Regions from separate parts of the Homo sapiens genome. Here region 2 is linked to region 1. The links are chromatin contacts, found by Hi-C in ENCODE. All regions are on one chromosome and are shown on one strand. The core of a region is the stretch at or near the end of the contact, and the rest is flanking DNA. Distances in the headings are between cores, read along the strand shown. Region 1 holds the start of SKIL (SKI like proto-oncogene). Region 2 holds the start of PIK3CA-DT (PIK3CA divergent transcript).

Evidence for each region. A loop is a pair of places that touch in the nucleus more often than their neighbours do. Pooled maps may share reads with other maps.
Region 2: a map of CD8-positive, alpha-beta T cell shows a loop between it and region 1 (6-fold over the local background). The contact joins the promoter of PIK3CA-DT here to the promoter of SKIL in region 1. A Hi-C loop is called at or near these places in 2 of 168 maps with a recorded cell type or tissue (CD8-positive, alpha-beta T cell and naive thymus-derived CD4-positive, alpha-beta T cell) and 4 of 50 pooled maps.

The regions. Positions count from the first base shown.
Region 1 is chr3:170,354,974-170,360,829 of GRCh38, reverse strand. It overlaps SKIL (SKI like proto-oncogene), which reads right to left and starts at 3,115. Exons shown (of 7, transcript NM_005414.5): 1 at 3,067-3,115; 2 at 1-1,131. The coding sequence starts at 498. RefSeq lists silencers at 2,533-2,602, 2,693-2,822, 2,873-3,102, 3,263-4,162 and an enhancer at 4,443-4,542.
Region 2 is chr3:179,144,915-179,150,348 of GRCh38, reverse strand. It overlaps PIK3CA-DT (PIK3CA divergent transcript), which reads left to right and starts at 2,376. Exons shown (of 3, transcript NR_125401.1): 1 at 2,376-2,433. PIK3CA (phosphatidylinositol-4,5-bisphosphate 3-kinase catalytic subunit alpha) reads right to left here and starts at 1,992. Exons shown (of 21, transcript NM_006218.4): 1 at 1,746-1,992. RefSeq lists enhancers at 518-567, 1,129-1,628, 2,438-2,557, 3,168-3,277 and silencers at 1,368-1,417, 1,478-1,947.

The sequences.
Region 1 (5,856 bases), core at 1,866-4,365:
ACAGAGTCTCTTTTCTCCTCCAACTTGAAAACAAGAAATAGATTCCCCTTCCAACACAGTCTGAGTGAGTTCTGTGGAGCTATCTGAAGGGATGAGCAATGGGCCAGGAAGAACCTGAGGTGATGGAAGAGGCAGAAATACAGTAGGCGACATGCTTTCTTGGGAATGCCGAGCAGAAAATGCTGCTGGTCCACCCAGCGAGCTCTGACTACTTAAATGGAATTGTGCCAATGTGTGTTTCAAACTGGGATTTAAATGCAAAGTTTCAGGAACAGAAGTACAGGTTCGCTTAACATGCTCTCCATCAGTTTCCACTGGTGCTTCTCCATAGTCATCCAAGTGTTCCTTCTTAACTGTTGGCACCTTGTTTATCGTTTTTCCATTTGCATGAATGTCCGTTATCATTTTTTTCGCTGGGGGGCTGCCATCATCTCCCATCCCATTCAGTTTTTTAGTTGAGCCCTGAACCAAGGAGAAATTTGTCTGGAGGTTTTCCATGGTACACTCTTCTGTTAAATAATTAAGTCTGAGATTAGCATTTCTATTTAGTTGCTTATTTGAAAAGAGGAAAGTAATGAATGGATACAAATGCCTATCGTAACTTACTCTCAAACTTTCAAAGCGAGAGCCCCTTAAATTAATAAATTTTGCGACTTAGTTTTGGTTCTCCTTATAATCTGGTATAATTTCACTACAAATCCTATAAAATTGTTCGTTTTGCCTCTAATAATAAAGAAAAGAGGCACACCTCTGAGGATGCCTTTGTTTTCTTGAATTCTTCAGATATACATATTAAAATAAAGTTACCAATTTCTCAATTAAAGATGTCCAGGGTCAATGCAATGGTCTGGTTTGTTTTAACCAAAACACATGAAAAGTTTATGCCATTCCTTGTGCCATAAAATCTAGACTCAAACACAAGTCAAAATGATGCAACCAAATTTAATCTTTACCACCAAGGAAACCAAAAAGGAGGGCAGAGGGAGTATTTCCTCTAAAAATGATGGTCTGCTGGTCTGTGCTGAAAAACTGAAGACGTGTGTAAATCCTCACACCAGTAAGAACAGCCTCCGACTTAAAAAATTGCCCAGTTATCTTCAAGGATTATAGTTCATTCTTCTTTTAATTAATCTGGAAGAAGAGAAGGGGGGTTGGGGAAGAGTTACATTTGAATTTGCTCCAGAGGCCAAAGGGCCAATTTGAAACCAGTTTCTTTTATTTTTTTTTTTTTCTTTTTTTTACGGAGTCTCGCTCTGTCGCCCAGGCTGAAGTGCAGCGATCTCGGCATACTGCAACCTCCGCCTCCCGGGTTCAAGCAATTTTCCTGTCTCAGACTCCGGAGTAGCTGGGACTACAGGCACAAGCCACGACACCCGGCTAATTTTTTTGTATTTTTAGTAGAAACGGGGTTTCACCATATTAGTCAGGCTGGTCTTGAACTCCTGACCTCAGGTGATCCGCCCGCCCGGGCCTCCCAAAGTGCTGGAATTACAGGCGTGAGCCACCGCACCCGGCCGAAATCAGTTTCTTAATCTTAAACTGAGTTCAGTTTACCAAGGTGAAGCTTGAGTGATTTCTTTAAATCTAACACCAGTTTACTAGAAGAACATTCATTTAAATAGGAAAGCAATTTGGAGTTGCGTAAAGCGAGCAATAATATAACATAAAAGGCCTTTCGAGTTCAGAATATGAAGACTCTTAAGCAGATCATCTCAATTAGTAGTACCGGGGCTTTCTCAGCTATGCCATTTTAAGGGAGGGAAAAAAATCCATTACTTCATCTCCTATTTAAAAACAAAACAACAGTTTCATCCAAAAAAATCAGATAGGAGTTAACATATCTACCATATGTAACTAAGTTACAATTTTAAGTGGATTAATTCAGCTAGTCCGTGTACACTATTTTTCTGGAATGACTGCAGGCAAAAATTAACTTTCTCTTAAAAAAAGGTTAGCGATTTTACTTAATGGAAGCCAAAAGCTATAGACTCCACGCCTGGGAATCTCCATCCTTCAACAAGACTAATCCGGGACAAAAAGCACAAGGCAGACAAACCTCACAAAGAATGCAAATGGAGGAAGAGGGAAAAAGAAAAGACTCTTTTTCCACTTCCTTCTTGAGAGAAAAGCCAAAAGAAATCCAATAAATAGAAATTTTTGCTTCCCAAACTCTCAGCACTTTACCTTAAAACAGACCCAAAGGATTAAGGACCAATGCCACCAACCATCGTACAGACTTTCGTCCACCACAGGAACACACCTTACTCAACACAGGCCAAGGAAGAGAGCAAGAGGCATGACCTAGAATGGGGGAGCCCCTAAAACCCTGAAGTCCTCCGCCCACTCAAAGCCACCCACCTATCTCTAACCCGGAGAGAGGGAGAACAAGGGACACGGGAAGCCTGGGGGTGGGTGTGCAAGGGGGTGGAGGGAAGTAAAGGGAGGAGTCCCCCCACCCCCACCGGCGAGCCTGGGATAACCCCAAGTGCCCTCCCAACACCGCCCCCCCGCGGGGGCCGCGGGAAGGACTGTGGAAATCCACCCCCCCGCGCACCCTCTCCCTGGGAAGTTCTCGGGTGTCACCTCAGCGCCCCTAATGCTGCACCTCCCCGCGCCAGCCCCGGGCCAGAACGAAGAGGACACCAGGGCAGTTTAGGCGCCGGGCGCGGATCCCTGCGCCGCCGGGGGCTGACGGACCGGGTCGAGACCAGGGCATCCCCGCGGAGCGCTGCTGGACTGGGGGAGGGGGGCGGTGACGGGCGTCCGGGTCTCCGGGGTCCCCGCGGCTCCCGTCAACTACAGCGCCCTGCCCTGCCGGCGCCCACCGCCTGGGGCCAACGAAGCGTGATCAGCCGTGGAACACCCGCCTAGCGACCCCCTCTGGCCCCGACCCCACCCGGGACCCGCGCATCCAAACCCCCTACTCGGGCCTCGGTGCCCGGGTAAGCTCGACGAGCTTTGTGAATTCCCCACCGCCCCTGTCGCCGCCGTCGGGCTCCTAGGAGGGTGAGCGCCTCTGGCCTCCCGCCGCCTCCGCCGCGTCGCCGCCGTAAGCCGGAGCCGCACCTGTGCCCGCCGCCGCCGCCGTCGCCGCTCGCCCGCTCCCTTCGGCTGTGCCGGCGCGGCTCCGAACCCCACACACATCGCTACACACAGCCCTCTGACGTCACCGAGTCCTCGGCCCGCCCACGTCACTGCGGAGACACACAGCTTCCCGCAGACGCCGCCGCCGTCTCCGGCCGCCCGGGGGAGAGCGAGGGCGGCGGGGAGGGGGAGGGGAAGGGAACGGAGCCAGCGGCGGCGCCGCGCGCGCGGGCCCGCCGGCGTCGTCGCCGCCGCCGCCACTTCGCGGCTCCCGGCCCCCTCGTGGACGCGCGTGCCGTCTGGCCTATTGTGGCTCCTCAGAGCGCCCCCCTGGCCCCGTCGTCTCGCGCGCGTGCCCCTCCCCCCAGGCGCGCGCCCGGCGCTTCTGGCCCCGCGCGCCGTCTGGGAAGCTGGCGCGCGGCGCTGTCTGCGGTGCACCCGGCGCAGACAGGATGTTCCCTCCCCACCCCACCCTCACCGCCGCCCTCCCTCCTTCCTTCCTCTAGTCGCCCAGCCGGCTGTCTGGGGCCACCGCCCCGCCCCCGCCCCACCCGCCGCTCTGTGGTGATGGGCCAGACGCGGGGGCGCCCTGGCCGCTCGGACGCCGCGCAGCGGGGAAGAGGGGGCAGGGCAGCCGCGCGGTGCACTGTGCGCGACCCCAGCAGCCGGCAGGGCGGAGGCAGTGCCCGCCCGGCAGAGTGCCGCCGCCCGAGGTCAGGCACGGGCGACCCTCCCCCTGCGGGGCCGCAGCTGGGCCGCCCCGCCCCGGAGGCAGCCGGGCGGCGGCCGCCCTGCAGGGCCCCCGGGGCCGGCTCTGCTCCCCGCCCCCGCGGGACCTCCCTCCTGGGCTGCCCCTCGCCCCCGCGGGGCCTCCTGCCCGAGGGCCGCCCAGCCAGCTGCCGGCGCTCCGCCCCGCCCCGGCGGCCCCGGCCTCGCCCGGGCGGCCTCCACCCAGACGCCTTCCCCTGGCTGACCTCCATCCGCCATCGGGCCGGGCGGGAGGGGTGGCCAAAGTTCCGGCAAAACCGAGAGCAAACATTTCTGTCCCTACTCCCCAGCCTCCTGCCTCCACCCCACCAGGCTGCTCTCTCGGTTCCAGAAGGGAGCTATAAATTAAAGGTTTTTACAGTGTTTACTGAGGGTGTTTTTTTGTGTGTGTGTTTTTTTGGAGAGGGACGAGACGAGGTAGGGAAGATAGGACTCAAGAGCTTTCCGGCTGTGACCCTCTGAGGCGTGTAGGGTGGTCTTCCTGGTTCCCAGGGTAGCCGATTAGCATATTGAACTCTGCAGAGCTGCTCCGTCACATTTCGAAACACCAAGAAATCCCCTTTTCTCCACCCCACCACAAGATCAGGAACTGAAATAGTCCACCGAGTAGCAGTGCACAAAATTCAGGAGACTCGAGCTTTGTCCCTTTTTTCCCCCCCATTTTCGTCCAATTTCTTCTAGTTTTACTGCTTCGGGTTGTTCCTGTGGGGGCCCACATTTGCAGTCGGCCGGCTGGAAATACTCTTGTGCTCGTACTTTTTATTTTTTTTTTCCTCACAACAGGCCTCCGAAAGGCTCACAAGCCTCTCAATCCCCACCACTCCCCGCACCCCCACCCAAGTTCCCTTCCTTAGGCCTCCACCGCCGAGCTCCCAGGTCGTGCCCCCTCTCCACCCCGCCCCCCCACCTTTTCTTCCTTCTTGACTGCCTCCTTTCCTGAACATGAATAATTCCACAGCACTTTCCATCTGTTATTGCCATAGAGACAGAAGCGTGGCAAAGATAATGATGTTCTGTGCAGAGCCAGTGGGGGAAAAACAGCATCTGCGAGTCTAGGGGGATAGATTTTCTAACTGTGAGAATATTCAGAAGGCCTAGCTGAAGATCTGATGTGAAGACTGGACAGTCCTGAAACTTGGCACCAGGTCAACTCTCAGCACCTGGCTCCTGTGTCTAGCCAGAAGTAACAATTTTTAGAAACCAACATGACTGGTTAATAAAAAAGTAATTCCAAAACTGCAATTATTAATAAATGTTTAGCAGTCATTTTACCAGCCATAAGAATAATTACTTGCTAGCATGTCCAAGGACGAAGATAAATTGGACAGTAAATAGACTTTTGAGAAATCAAACACATTAATCCGCCTCCCCGTTCTGTTGATTTGCATTCCTCAGAAATCTGTTTTTGAGAGATCTTTCATGCCTGTGATTTTAAGTGCAATGGTTTGACAAATAGTGACCGGCAAATATGACTAGAACCAATCAAATTTGAGGGCATTTATTTTTCCCTTATTGGTCAAAGTACAAAATGCATCAAATTAAAATCATTTTGTCCTTGAATTCCCAAACCTCAAAGGTACGCGTTTGAAAGCAAGTGAAACTGAACGGGGTCCATTTATACATAGATCTGAGGCAGATGGGGAGGCTCACAGGAAGGCACATTTTTGCAGGCCTACTTAAGGATTTTCAGAAGTTATCAGTAAAATTGATTGTATGTATCATACGACATTGAACACAAATGATAATGGTTCTTTATTCCAAATACAGAATTGCACAGACACAGAAAATGCAGGCCTTAGAAAAAATAAGCACTGCGAGGTAATGAATTTTGTAATTCCACAGGCTCATGGTCTTCATCAGTGTCGAAAAGTCAATTAAAGGATTGGTCAACAAATAGTTATGTAGTTATTAGGTGGATTTTGCATGACCTCCCACCTCACCTTCTTGGCTGCCAGCAGGAGTTGAGCAAGACCACCATGAGAGTGTGCTTGTCTGCGCATGAGA
Region 2 (5,434 bases), core at 1,127-3,626, 8.8 Mb before region 1:
GATATGCTATCATTTTTAAATAAACTATTTTGTGATTTTAATAGGAAAGTACTCTAGTTTGAAAAAGCACAAGAAACTTTTGAAAAAAGCTATGAAGTTTTATTTTGTCCCAAAATGTGAGATGAAAAAACTTAAGCAAAATACCAACACACACACACACACACACACACACACACACGTAAACACACACAGTCCTCTTCAGATAATTTTGGCTGATGACACTGCAGAACAGTTAATCTGATAATTAAAAATTTCCAGAACATGTGATGTTTAGATGGAGATCTATGCTGTCAATCGGACCTCAGTGCTTCAGTTAAAAGGAAAAAAAAAAAACACCAAAAACTTAAAACCTGAATACAAAGACACGTTAAATTGTTAAGACTGTAGTTGCTTTGAAAGCAAAGTGTTTTGATTTATCCAAACTAACTTAGCAACACGGTATTTTGAGTATTTTCCAGAAGTTTTCTTAAAACACGCAATCCAGCACATAAACAAATTTTGTACGGTGCAATGTAAGCAAATACTCAGAAAAATTCAATTTCTAAGCAGGATAACATATGACCAATATTGCCCTCAGTGGTTCAAAAGTCGCAGTAGAAATAATCCCCTGAGATAACCTGGAATTTACCTACCCAAGTATTCTAAGGGGTTCTCCCCGGCCACACAAACTATGATTCAAAACATCGTTCCGAAAACCCAGGTCCTGCATGTGCACAAAGGCGCAGTGCTGGAATGAGGAAGCTTCACCAAGATGAAATCACAACTCTAATTCATTAAAGAATATGCAGACTGTTTTCTAGAAAGACCCTCTTGTTGCGCTCCCTTTACCCTACCCTTTATTTAACCATGTAAACAGTCTCAATTATTGACATAAAAAAATAGCTTTCGATTCCCAAGTCTGGTAACACGGTTGGCCACCATCACTATTCCTTTAGCATCCTAAAATAAACCCCTCGAGCCGAGGTCAAAAACACGCCGGCTGAACGTCTGGTGTTTACATAGCCCAATCCCGGGCCCTACCCTACCTTTCCGAGCCACTTAAGAGCCATGGAACAGGCATCACATAATACACTTAGTAAAGAGACAAGTCACATGAGTCAGTGTCTCAGGTCTATGAATGAAAGATCTAAGCGTTTGTCTCAGCTAAAAGGAAAAAACAACCTCGAAAGGAAGGGTGGGAGGGGAGCTGGCGGGGGTGAGGGGAGCGGTGTTCCTTCCATACCCCTGCCGGGCGATTTAAACCCAGTAAGAGGCAAACGCAGGGCCGCCAGGCTGGCGGGGCCGGAGTCCTCGGGCGTGACAGCCCCTCAAGAAAAGCTCGCGGTTTCGCGCCCGCGTCCCTTGAGCCGCAGTCCTCGCGGCAGCCCCTCCACCCGCGGGCTGGGTGGGCGTGCAGGGCGCGGGAGACAGAGCCACCGCGGCCGGGGCGGCGGCCCTGGGCGCACTTCCTCAACCTCCAGCCGCCCCGTCCCCAAAACTGGGAGTAGAAGCAAAGGAAGAGCGAGGCGGCAGCCAGAGAGAAAGGAGAGGGAGCGGCGAGCCCTCGCCTCTGCAGCTAGGAGAGGCCAGAGGCAGGCGAGGGAGAGGGTGCGGCGATCGCAGGCGAACTCCGCCGCGGGCCGACGCTGGGAGACGACCAGCCCGTAGCCTCCGCCCAACACGGCGGGCGCGCCCGGGAGTCTCCGGCACCCACCCGGTCCCCATTCCCACCGCACCCGCTACCGGCCAGTCCGCGCTCTACTCACGCTCGGGGCTCTTCCAGGCTCCGCGGCTCTAACCGCATCGGGTCCCAGCCCCGCGGGCGGCGGCGGCGGCGCCGAGGGAGAGGAGAGCGGGCGGCACGGCCCCCGCCTCCCGGCCCCTCTCCCCCGCCGCTCCGGAGCTGCCCGGCCGGGCCCGAGCCCTGCCTCGCCGGCGGCCCCAGCCCCAGTCCCAGCGGCCGCGGCAGCAGCAGCCCGACACCTCAGCGGCCGCAGCGGCGGCACCGGAACTGCCGCTTTCTACTTCTCGCTCCCTCTCCTCGCTAGCCCCCGCCACACGCCCCCGCCCCCGACTCCTTTCTCCGTCGCCCCTGTTTTTTTTTCCTTTTGTTTCCAGAATAAACTTTATTGGTCTCTTTTTCCGCTCACATCGTGTAAACAAACAACGAACTCTTCCCCACCCCCTCGGCCCCCCCCCTCCTCCGGCAGAAGAGGGTAAGAGCTGAGGAGGGGCAGAGCCTACAATCCCCCGGAAGCAGATGCGCAAAGAAGCGGAAGCGAAATTGAGGCGAGGAGGAGCAGGGAGTGGGCAAATAGGGTAACAATATGTGCTACTGCGCCTGCGTCTTGCTTTTCCGCCCGAAGTTTATGTACAGTTGGGGCTGCTCTTCTGACGTTTGTTTAATGATCCGTCTTCTGCAGTAGTGAGGGTGTTGTGTCATCCTAGGACAGCGTACGTGTAGTATATTTGTTTCTACGAGCAGCAGGCGAGCTGGGGTAGAGATATAGAAAGGAATATTGGGAGCAAGTGGGTTATTTCACTTTTACACCCATAGAGGAAACGAGATTAGTTCGGGGGTGAGAGGAGGTGCGGTGGCTAACCGCCGCTGTCAGTGGCTAACCAGCGTGGTTATGGATTCTATAATAGAAAGAATGCTTTTTACAAAGCGTTGCTGTGCGTTCTTCTGCCGACATGGTTTAAGTTGTATACCATCCCGAAGGCGGAATGCACTGTCACAGCCCTCTGCAGTCCTTTGACTCACTTCGTGGAGACCTTTTGCTATGCCCTCATTTTTTTTTTTAAATCGAATTCTGATTCGAAGCAGCTTGTAGGATTCAATTCTAACTATTCAGAAGACGTGGGGGATTTTTCGCGTAATGCCAACAGAGACTTCAGAAATGTCATATAGGCTATAGATTTGATTCAAGGTAGTGTCTTGGTGCTGCGTACCTTAGAAGTCTGTTTGCTTGAGAGTAAATCAATCTGTTGACTTTTGAGATTACTACTGATAAGGGTTCGGTACTGTGCGTTTTTCTCCCCCTACTGGTCTTTTGTTGTAATATTGGAAAAGCGTAGGAGCAGTGATTAGAAGTCTGAGATACAAGTACTCCAGCATCGGTTCCTCCTTGAATTTTTAAGTAATAGAGGGCTTGGGAAGTGACCCATCCTAGAGATGTTACAGTCCTACTTGTCCTCTAGAGCAAAACTCTGACCAATAACAGTCTTCTCGAACACCGCACGTCCGTCCATACCCCAATGGTAAATGAGATGGATCTGTTCCTCTTTGTGGTCGTAGTTTCACTTGACTGTATTTCTTTCTTTTCTGTGTTTTCTTTCTTTCGTCCTTTTTCTCCCTTTAGCTCGGATTTTCATCTCACATTCCAGGGGTTTGTGTTTCTAAATGTTTTTCTCGAACCAATGTTCTTCAACAGTTTTAGAACACTGTTACTCCAGAGTACAGATTTTTTTAAAAAAGGAACACTGAATTGCTAGTCAAAGTAAATTTTAAGGCAATATATCCCAAATTGTGTTTCAAGCACAGAGTTATATGAGATATTAATAGGTAGACCTTGGTGGGGAAAAATATACTAGGGATATTTTTCCTTATAAAATTTATTATTTATTTATTATTATTATTTTTTTGAGCCAGAGTCTCACTCTGTAGCCCAGGCTGGAGTTCAGCGGTGCAGTCTCGGCTCACTGCAGCCTCTGCCTCCCGGGTTCAAGCGATTCTTCTGCCTCAGCCTCCCGAGTAGCTGGGATTACAGGCACCAGCCAACATGCCAGCTAATTTTTGTATTTCTTAGTAGAGACGGGGTTTCACCATGTTGGTCAGGCTGGTCTCAAACTTCTGACTTCAGGTGATCCACCCCCCTCGACTTCCCAGAGTGCTAGGATTACAGGCGTAAGCCACCGCACCTGGCCTATTTGTGATTTTTAAAAATGTTTTATTTTTTGTAAAGACAGGGTCTTGCTTCGTTGCCCAGACTGGTCTCCAACTCCTGGGCTCAAGAGATTCATCTACCTCGGCCTCCCAAAGTGTTGGGATTACAGACTTCAGCCGACATGCCCAGCCTAAAATTTATTTTTTAATAAGAAAATGCTAATTACATAATATGTTTTTTGTTATGTGATTATCTGCCCCTAAGAAGTTGTGTGTCATAGCAGAAAAAGCCATACCTGGTACTTGAATGCATGACACCATTCATTGGTACAGGAGTAGCATTTACTATTCAATTCACGGTTGATAATGTTTGCCTTATATGTAAGCCATTGGTCTTAGGTGTCATCTTGCTTTCAAAGGTTTTTGCAATGTTATTCAGTGTTTAAAATATCTATATGATATAAAAATATCTGTATGATATAAGCATCTATATGACCAAACTCATCACTCAAGGATTAGGAGCTGAAAGAAGGTTTTAAAAAAATAATGATTCTCAGGCTGTAAATGAAACAAAAAATGGTATACTTCAAAATTAAATAATTGCATCCTAAGGGTTCTAAAGACGGGAGGTGAAATGTCCAGTATGTAGCTATTGTTCTATTCTAATAATCAGAATTATAATGACAGTTACTTGCCTTTTGGGTTTATTTCCATTGAAAATCATAACTGATACTCAAATATGCACCGAAACATTCTCTAATAGCGCTTAAGTCACTACTAAGCTTTGAAGTCCTTTGTAAATAAGAGTCAAGTTGATTATGTAGCAGTATACTTTAGATGTATAAAATTGCCAAGTCAAACAATAAAAACACACCAAGAGATAACGATATGAGTTACCATGTAGCACTGTTTTTTTTTTTTTTTTTTTTTTTTTGAGATGGAGTCTCGCTCTGTCACCCAGGCTGGAGTGCAGTGGCGCGATCTTGGCTCACTGCAACCTCTGCCTCCCAGGTTCAAGTGATTCTCCTGCCTCAGCCTTCCGAGTAGCTGGGACTACAGGCACGTGCCACCACGCCCGGCTAATTTTTGTATTTTTAGTAGAGACGGGGTTTCACCATATTGGTCAGGCTGGTCTTGAACTCCTGACCTCATGATCCGCCCGCCTTGGCCTCCCAAAGTGCTGAGATTACAGGTGTGAGCCACCACGCCTGACCGAGACTCCATCTTAAAAAAAAAAAAACCATACACCCACACACACATACACACACGTACTTTTAAGATTTCAGTTCTTTTCAAGTTAAGATTTGTGTTGCCCCAGAATATCTTGGTGAATGTCCCATGTGCACTTATGAAAGAATATTTTGTTTGCTATTGTTGGGCAGAATGTAGTTTCTTACCAAGTTGATGATTTTGTTAGCATTGATGTTTCAAAATATAATTGTGGATTTCTTTATTTCTCATTTCACTTCTGTGTATTTTTACTTTGTGTGTTTTGAAGCTTTGTTGTTAGATGTATACACATTTAGAACTCTTGTGTTTTGATACATTGACTCTTTTTAATCAATCTGT